Regions from separate parts of the Homo sapiens genome. Here all the other regions are linked to region 1. The links are chromatin contacts, found by Hi-C or POLR2A ChIA-PET in ENCODE. All regions are on one chromosome and are shown on one strand. Each heading gives the region's core, a stretch centred on a gene start or an enhancer-like site at or near the end of the contact. The rest is flanking DNA. Distances are from core to core; before and after follow the strand shown. Region 1 holds the start of C1orf35 (chromosome 1 open reading frame 35). Region 2 overlaps OBSCN (obscurin, cytoskeletal calmodulin and titin-interacting RhoGEF). Region 3 has its middle 9.7 kb from the start of PRSS38.

Evidence for each region. A loop is a pair of places that touch in the nucleus more often than their neighbours do. ChIA-PET counts read pairs that join two places held with the same protein, here RNA polymerase II (POLR2A). Pooled maps may share reads with other maps.
Region 2: a pooled map shows a loop between it and region 1 (6-fold over the local background). The contact joins the enhancer-like site here to the promoter of C1orf35 in region 1. A Hi-C loop is called at or near these places in 4 of 50 pooled maps.
Region 3: a pooled map shows a loop between it and region 1 (2.5-fold over the local background). The contact joins the enhancer-like site here to the promoter of C1orf35 in region 1. A Hi-C loop is called at or near these places in 1 of 50 pooled maps. POLR2A ChIA-PET finds 5 or more read pairs at or near these places in 2 of 52 experiments (AG04450 and activated CD8-positive, alpha-beta memory T cell).

The regions. Positions count from the first base shown.
Region 1 is chr1:228,101,764-228,104,679 of GRCh38, forward strand. It overlaps C1orf35 (chromosome 1 open reading frame 35), which reads right to left and starts at 1,562. Exons shown (of 8, transcript NM_024319.4): 1 at 1,371-1,562; 2 at 1,136-1,286; 3 at 880-925; 4 at 715-797; 5 at 547-619; 6 at 317-402. The coding sequence starts at 1,464. RefSeq lists enhancers at 1-328, 329-1,048, 1,049-1,769, 1,770-2,489 and silencers at 397-476, 727-896, 1,057-1,326.
Region 2 is chr1:228,377,344-228,380,043 of GRCh38, forward strand. OBSCN (obscurin, cytoskeletal calmodulin and titin-interacting RhoGEF) reads left to right here. Exons shown (of 116, transcript NM_001386125.1): 113 at 146-369; 114 at 588-663; 115 at 928-1,077; 116 at 1,275-1,533. The coding sequence ends at 1,452. Among named protein-coding and RNA genes, the nearest start is that of TRIM11-AS1, 16 kb to the right of the region's middle. RefSeq lists an enhancer at 1,255-1,324. Within about 2 kb of position 1,353, at least 19 of the 41 ENCODE cell types and tissues checked have a DNase peak (open chromatin) inside an H3K27ac peak, as active enhancers do.
Region 3 is chr1:227,804,530-227,807,370 of GRCh38, forward strand. No RefSeq gene overlaps it. Among named protein-coding and RNA genes, the nearest start is that of PRSS38, 9.7 kb to the right of the region's middle. Within about 2 kb of position 1,267, at least 4 of the 41 ENCODE cell types and tissues checked have a DNase peak (open chromatin) inside an H3K27ac peak, as active enhancers do.

The DNA.
Region 1 (2,916 bases), core at 312-2,811:
GGCCCAGGCTCACCATCCAGGAGAAGCCCTGGAGGTGCCACCCACGGCAGGAAAAGGCCCCGCCCCAGGTCCTGAGTGCCCTCCCACGGCACAGCGCCCGACCACTGCCAGTACTTAGGACCTCTCTTCAAGGGTGACCCGAGAAACTCCCCTAGAGAAAAACCTAGGAGTAACTGGGACAGGAAGTAAAGTAGGGCAGGCCACCCGCCGGGCCGGTGCGCCAAGAGAAGCTGCCACCTGCCCGAGTGGGAGCCGCTCCGGTCCTCCCGAGACCCCCCACCCCGGGGCACAGCTAGCCCAGGTGGCACAGCCTCACCTGCTTTCCGTCTGATCCTCCGCCCGCGGCTTCCTCCTGGCCGAGGCTGCCGAGGTCCCGGGCCCGCCGCTCTCTACGCGGTGATGCTGCGGGAGAAGCGAGCTCTGCGGAGGAGTCTGCGGGCCGGCCCCACACCACGCCCCGCAGCGCCCCGGGGAGCTCCGTTCAGTGCCCCCGCCCCGCCCCACCCCTGTTAGCCCCTGCTGCGGTCAGGCGGGGCGGGGGATTACCGTGAACACAGACAGCCCCAGTTTGGCGGCCTCCTTGTCCTCTCGGGACATCGCCACGCGGCCCACGGAGCCACTGCAGGGACATGGCGATGAAGACAGTACGGCAGGGGTCCGCCTCACCCGAGCAATCGAGCCCAGTGCTGCCCTCCCCTGGAAACCCGCCCGCACCTTGCGCTCCCCAGCCCCAGCAGCCGGTCCACGCCCTTCTCCTCGGGGTCGCCTCCTTCCCGCTTGCAGACCTCCGCGAAGTCCTGCAGGTGCGAGAGCACAGGGAGCGCTCGAGTCGGCCCCACACCCACGGCCCTCCACGCGCCCCCCACCCCGGGGAGTTACCTCCTTGCTCAGGCCCGTGGGCTGCTTCTTCACGTTCTTGTAGCCACTGCGAGAGGGCCGGGGCAGGCGTCAGGACGGACGGACCTCCTCCCACCACAGGTCCTCACCACTCCAGCCTTCGTCCTCAGGGTCCCGCCCGCGCGAGTCCCCGCAGCCCCGCTCCCGCCCAGCCCGACCCCCAGTCCCCGGCCCCGGCCCCACCCTGCCCCGGCAGCGCCGTCCCAGGCACCGACCGCTGCCGTCCGCGGACACTCACAGGGCGGCCAGCAGCGCCTCGCGCTCCGCCTCCCGCACGGCTGCCAGTTCCTCCTCGCGGCTCGGGCCCGCGCATGGCGCCCGGCCCTTGGCGTACCAGGTGAGGTCGCGGCCCTTCTGCCAGCGGCCTACCGGCGCCATCAGCGAGTTGCCTGCGGACGTAGACGCTGTGAGTCCAGCGCCCGCCCGGGATCCCGGAGCCCGGAGCCCGGAGCCCGCCCACCGCGCGCACCCACCCAGGTAGTTCTCCCGCTGCTTGTCAGTCTTCACGTCCTCCCAGTTGAACTGGTCCTGCCCGCCGCGCACGCCTCCACGACTGGAGCCGAACATGGCGCCGGGAAGGCAGTTGCCTGGGGCCTGCGGCTTGCAACCTGCAACCCGCAACCCGAGACCCGCTACCCACTACCGTCGGACCCAGGCCCGACCCCGCCTCCGCGTCGCGCGCCGTGACGTCACTCCCGCGCCCACTCGGCTTCGCCGCGCGCCTCTGCGCAGCGCACTGCCCCGGATCTGTGCTCCCGCGCATCACCTCCACGTCGGCTTTGGGCGCCTGCGCACTGCGCCTACCCTGCCGGGCGCGGGAACGCCTCTGAACTGGAAGTTTAAAAATGGTTAAAACGGGGCCGGGCGGAGTGGCTCTCGCCTGTAATCCCAGCAAGTTGGGAGGCCGAGGCGGGCGGATCGCTTGAGGTCGGGAGTTCGAGACTAGCCTGTCCAACATGGTGAAACCCGGTCTCTACTCAAATACAAAAATTAGCCGGGTGTGGTGGTGCACACCTGTAATTCCAGCTACTCAGGAGGCTGAAGCAGGAGAATCACTTGAGCCGGGAGGCAGAGGTTGCAGTGAGCCGAGATCGCGCCACTGCACTCCCGCCTGGGCGACAGAGCGAGACTGTCTCAAAAATAAGAAGTTAAAATGGGCCAGGCGCGCGCGCGCCCCTGTAGCCCCAACGCTTTGAGGCTGAGGCGGGAGGATCTCGAACCCAGGACTTCGCGCCACTGCACTCCAACCTGAACGAGTGAGCGGACCCTGTCTCATAAAAAAAGAAAAAAGAAAACACACAAGATGCGCCTAGTTAACACCGCCAATTGGTCACTGCTAGTCGCGATTCCATATCGGGAGCTTAACAAGGTAATGACCTTAATGATTTGTGGAATTTCTGAGTATTACCCAGTAAACTTCTGGATGAACCAGCAGCTACCCAGACACCCTCAGAGCACTGGTCCTATCCCTGCCGTGTTAAACTGAATGTGCACCCTAACTCCCATGTGAAATCCTCACCCCAAGGCGTTGGTGCTTCGGAGGTGACTAGGTCATGAGGACAGAGCCTTCATAAAAGGGACCCCAAGAGCTTTGTGCAGCTTTCTACTGTGTGAAGGCAGCGGGAAGGAAGTCTGCAGTCTGGAAGAAACCCCTTACCAGAACCTCAGCGTGCTGGGCACCCTGATTTTGGAGGTTGTGACGTACCCCTGCTTCCCCTTTCCACTTTCATTCCCAGTGCTGACTGAGAAACAGAGTCCCTTGGCCACTCTGTGACTTCGCCAACTGTATAATTTCCTCTGCAGACTTGAACCCGAGCCATAGCCATGAACGTTCCCAGGCACAGATGACAGTAACTAGGTTGTTGCTCAAAACACAGAAAGAAACTGGACTCAGCCTGAGCCAGATTCCTCAAACCCTCATATAAATTCCATTCACCAACCCCCTCCCCCACGGACATACCTAGAGAGAACTTCATTTCTCTCACTGCCTATTGCAAGAACTGCTGCAGCCCACTCTGT
Region 2 (2,700 bases), core at 103-2,602, 280 kb after region 1:
GATGGACCCAGGCCTCTGGGGTGGGGCTGGAGGACCAGGCCCCTCTGCACAGCCAGTGCCCCTCCCAGTCCACGGGGAGTAGTCTCAGCCCTGGCCCTGGTGGCCCCCACCCCGGAGCCTGGGCTGAGCAGCTTCTGCCCCCCAGGGCCTCCTACTCAGAATCCGAGGTGAAGGACTACCTGTGGCAGATGTTGAGTGCCACCCAGTACCTGCACAACCAGCACATCCTGCACCTGGACCTGAGGTCCGAGAACATGATCATCACCGAATACAACCTGCTCAAGGTCGTGGACCTGGGCAATGCACAGAGCCTCAGCCAGGAGAAGGTGCTGCCCTCAGACAAGTTCAAGGACTACCTAGAGACCATGGGTGCGTGTGTGGACAGTTGGGGGGACCTCACCTGGGGCGGGGGGCAGGAAGAAGCCCCCTCTCCTCCAGTGCTGTCCTCTCTCCCAGCTCCACTGCCACCCACTCAGCCACACACCTGGCCCACACACCTGTGCCCCACCTATCCCACCTGGGACCACTCACTCATGCCCACCACCTGTGTCCCTCCACCTGAGCCCAACCACATGTGCCCCTCCCAGCTCCAGAGCTCCTGGAGGGCCAGGGGGCTGTTCCACAGACAGACATCTGGGCCATCGGTGTGACAGCCTTCATCATGTGAGTCCTCCAACCTGTCTGGGGGTTGCTAGGTGGGCGGGGCAGTCTCCCCCCTCCACCCGAGGGTGACCTCAGGGCCCCTGCACCCCCGTCCACCTGAGGGTGACCTCACGGCCCCTGCACCCTCGTCCACCCGAGGATGACCTCACGGCCCCTGCACCGGCCACCCGAGGGTGACCTCAGTGCTCCTGCATCCCCTCCCCCTCCGCCCTGGTCTACCCAAGGAGGGTGACCTCAGGGCCCGTGCACCCGCCACCTGCGCAGGCTGAGCGCCGAGTACCCGGTGAGCAGCGAGGGTGCACGCGACCTGCAGAGAGGACTGCGCAAGGGGCTGGTCCGGCTGAGCCGCTGCTACGCGGGGCTGTCCGGGGGCGCCGTGGCCTTCCTGCGCAGCACTCTGTGCGCCCAGCCCTGGTAAGGCGCGCCCCTCTCCTCCTCCTTCTCCCCGCCCCCTCCTCCCGTCCCGCCCCCTCCTCCTTCCGTCCCGCCCCGCCCCGCCCCCCCACTCCCTTTCCCCTCGGTACTCTCCCTTCCCCCTCTCCCCTTTTCCACTTGCCTTCCCCACACCCCTCCCGCCGCTGGGCCACGTGCTGAGCCTATGTCCGTCCCAGGGGCCGGCCCTGCGCGTCCAGCTGCCTGCAGTGCCCGTGGCTAACAGAGGAGGGCCCGGCCTGTTCGCGGCCCGCGCCCGTGACCTTCCCTACCGCGCGGCTGCGCGTCTTCGTGCGCAATCGCGAGAAGAGACGCGCGCTGCTGTACAAGAGGCACAACCTGGCCCAGGTGCGCTGAGGGTCGCCCCGGCCACACCCTTGGTCTCCCCGCTGGGGGTCGCTGCAGACGCGCCAATAAAAACGCACAGCCGGGCGAGAAGTCTTCCGTCTCGTTGCATTATTTTCTTTTGGGGAGGAGAGGGAGTGAGGGCTCTGTCCCCGCCTTTCTGGCTGGGGCGCCGATCAGGCTGCCCCGCTGTGTTTGGGCCTGTGAGCCCCTTAGAAGGCGTCCTTAGGGGTCGCTCCCTCACTCCGATGCTCCGCGCGTTCAGCCCCTCGGGGCGTCTCCGTCCTCACACCCATGCGCGTTTATTCCACCCGCCGTGCGCCTTCCTCTCTTCCATCACGCTGACCTGCAGCCCCGCAGCCCGCTTTCTCCGCCGTCGGGCCAGCCGCTTGTTTCCACAACTTCTCTGCCCCGGGAAGAGTTCTTGGGCAAAGCGTGCAAGCGAGGGCGAGAAGCCGCGGGCCACGATCCGCTGGAGGAGAGGAGGCTTCAGAGTCGCTGGCGCGTGGCCTCGGTGAAAAGCAACCCAGTGTTTGAGATTCCATGGGCAATGACTACGCTGGCCGAGCCCCGCCCTGCCCCTTGCCAGGAGTGCAGGAAGCCTGGGCCGTGGGGTGCGCGCGTTGTCTCTCAAACGCTGCTGAATGTCCTTTCTCCTATTCTTTGACGTGGGAAAGGGAACTTGAGATAGGTGCAGCCCAGGAGACCTGGGAGCTGGCAGGGAGGGCCTTCTCCTCTTGCACATAAAACCTTTTGCAGAGGTCCCTCAGACACAAGGCCAGGCCCCTCATACCTATGTCTAAGCATAGATGGAGAGGAGGCTAACCGACCCCTCTTGGCTAAAATGGGTCATGCTGATTCCTGGCCAGCTTAGATTTATGGGGACATCCAGTGATGGAGTTGTCCTGGCTCTCTCTGACAGCATGCAACCCAGAATGAGGCCCGGTTGTTTTAAACACTCCTTTTAATCACCAAAACAGTCAGCTCTTCATAGCATCCTCTTCTCGAGCAGCCCCAGGGTTCCCGGGGTGGGGATATGATCTCCACTGTCCCCAGCAACAAGGCTGACGTTGGACGACAGCTTCGTTCCTGGGGGGCTGGGGCTGCAGGGTGTAGACAGCAGTCTCTACCCTCCTGATTCTCAGCTCATCTCAGGGGCCCAATGACGACCACATGCTGATGGGTCCATTCTGCAATGTCCAAATGCTGAACACCTCCCCTGAAATCTTACTGAGCCCAGGACACTTTGAATCAAAATCC
Region 3 (2,841 bases), core at 17-2,516, 300 kb before region 1:
TCTTGATTCTTTATATGCCTGGTATTCTTTGAGTACTGCTCAGTCTAGTGTGAATTATTCCTTATTGCTCAGGCAGGAACATCATACGAACAGGAATTATGAACTTTTCATATCTGGCTAGTAGAAACAGGCACTATTCCCAGCCCTGGATATAAGCACTGAGTAGTATTTTCTTTCTTTTGGGAAATTCTTTATCCAGCCTAGGGTATGTTTCTCATATGCTCGTGCTGATCAGCACTCAGCTAAGTATGTAAAGTAAACTTTCTTCAGTTCTCTAAGGTTCTCTCTGTCTGCATATCTTACATCTCTGGTACTCTGTCCTGAGAACTCTAGTCATCTTGGTCTCCTGGACTCTCACCTGTCTCATCAATTCAGGTACTCTGCTAGGCTCAATATGGGTTTCTTCTTCTTGTGCTATGGCCTGGAAGCTGAGACAATCACAGGGCTAACTCCTTTTCTTTCCTGTCTCTCAGGGATGGCAGTCATTCATTGCTTGATGTTCAAGTCCTGAAAACTCATTTTTCTATATTTATTCTTTGTTGTTGTTTCAGATGAAAGGTAAATTTGGCTCTTGTTACTACCTCTTGGCGGCCAGAAGTATAAATTATTTTTATTGTTTGATTCAAACAAAATTAAAACAAAAATAGTGCTTTAAAAACAGTACATGTATACAGCATTGAAGTACATTCATACTTTTCCTTTTAGAGCATCTTTTTTTTTCTTCCCATTCTGGGTAGTTTCTTCTGACTTATCTTCTAAATCATGAATTCTCTCTTTATCTGGGTCTGAACTGTTGTTAAAGCCATTCAGGGAGTTCTGAATTTAGAGTCTGTGCCTTTCATTTCTTGAAGTTTCTTTTTGGTTCGTAAAAATAATCTCCATCAAATTTATAGTTTCCAGTTGTTGCAAAAAATTCACAAGCCTAGTTTTATCCCCTAGAGCATAATAAGCACATTCATTTTACAGTTTTGGCTGATAATTCAAGTATTTGCATTTCTTCAGGTCTGATTTTCTATTGTTTCTCGGTCATGGTATAATATCTCACATTTCTGGTCATCTTTGTTTATGTGCTGAAAGGTATTTAAATTTTATTTTTAGAAATAATTTAAAGCTAGGGGTGATATTATCATCACCTTAAGAGGATTATTATCTGCTTCTGCTAAGCACGTGGGGGCACTAGCAATCTGGATTTACCTTACACCAAGTTCAGGGCTTGAGATTTTCCGAGCCACCAAGATGACTCAAAGCTGGGCTTCAGTCCATCAAAGGGTTGGTTTACTTCTGATTCACCCTTACTCCTAGGGTACATCCATTCTTGTTTTCAGCCCAAAGCAGGTGTGGTTTAGCATGGTCCACACCCTTGGTGAATCCTAGACTCCCACATGTGTTTCCTTAGACTAAAAAGACTGCCAAAAAAATGACACAAAGTCACTTGGCTGCCCTTTCTTAAAGGGCAGAAACAAGCTTGAATGCTTAGATCTCCTCACTCCTCTCGATATTATTCTGGTGATTCATTGCCATGTTTTTGATATTTCCTGCTTCTATGGAGATGGCTTTTATGTTTTGTCATAAATTGTTAATTGTGGCCGGGCACGGTGGCTCATTCCTATAATCCTAGCACTTTGGGAGGCTGAGGCGGGTGGATTGCTTGAGGCCAGGAATTCAAGACCCAGCCTGGCCAACATGGTGAAACCCTATCTCTACTAAAACACAAAAAAACTAGACCAGCATGGTAGCACATGCATATAATCTCAGCTACTTGGGAGGCTGAGGCACAAGAATCGCTTGAACCCGGAGGCAGAGGTTGCATTGAGACAAGATTGTGCCACTGCACTCCAGCCTCAGTGACAGACCGAGACTCTGTCTCAAAAAAAAAAAAAAAAAAAAAAAAAAAAAGAGTTGTGTTGATTGGGAAGGCTGGCCCTTATTACATTGTTCACCATTATTGGAAACGTGTCTATATTTCAGTCTAAAGTCATAAAGTGTTCTCTTTGTCATTTAAGGGTTTGCTTTTTTTAAAAAATAAAGCATGAGATAGGGTTCTTATTTCATTTTTCCCCATGTGGATAACCACTTTTCCAAGAACCATTCATTGAATAGTTCCTCTTTTCCCCACTGATCTCCCATGCCACCTCAGTCATGTATTGAAATTCCATACCTATAAGGATTTAATTCTGAGCTCGGCTCCTGTAATGGACTGAATGTTTGTGTTCCCCCCAAATTCAGATGTTGAAATCCTAACCCCCAGTGTAATGGTATTAGGAGGTGGGGCCTTTGGGAGATGGTTAGGTTGAGAGTGGCGTCTTCATTAATGGCATTGGTTCCCTTATAAAAGGGGACCCTGAGTACAATTTTATTTATTTATTTATTTAATTATTTTATTTTTTTAGAGTTTTGCCCTTGTTGCCCGGGCTGGAGTGCAATGGTGCGATCTCGGCTCACCGCAACCTCCGCCTCCCAGGTTCAAGAGATTCTCCTGCCTCAGCCTCCTGAGTAGCTGAGATTACAGGCATGAGCCACCATGCCTAGCTAAATTTTTGTATCTTTAGTACAGGGTTTCTCCATATTGGTCAGGCTGGTCTTGAACTCCCGACCTCAGGTGATCCGCCTGCCTTGGCCTCCCAAAGTGCTGGGATTACAGGTGTGAGCCATCGCACCCGGCCCCTGAGTACTCTTTTATCCTCCTACTATGTGAAGTCACAGTGAAAAAATGGCAGTCTTCAACCCAGAAGAGAACTCTCATCAGAACCTAACCATACTGGCACCCTGATCCCAGGCTTCCAGCCTCCAGATCTGTAAGAAATAAATGTCTGTTATCTATAAACCACCCAGTTTATGGTA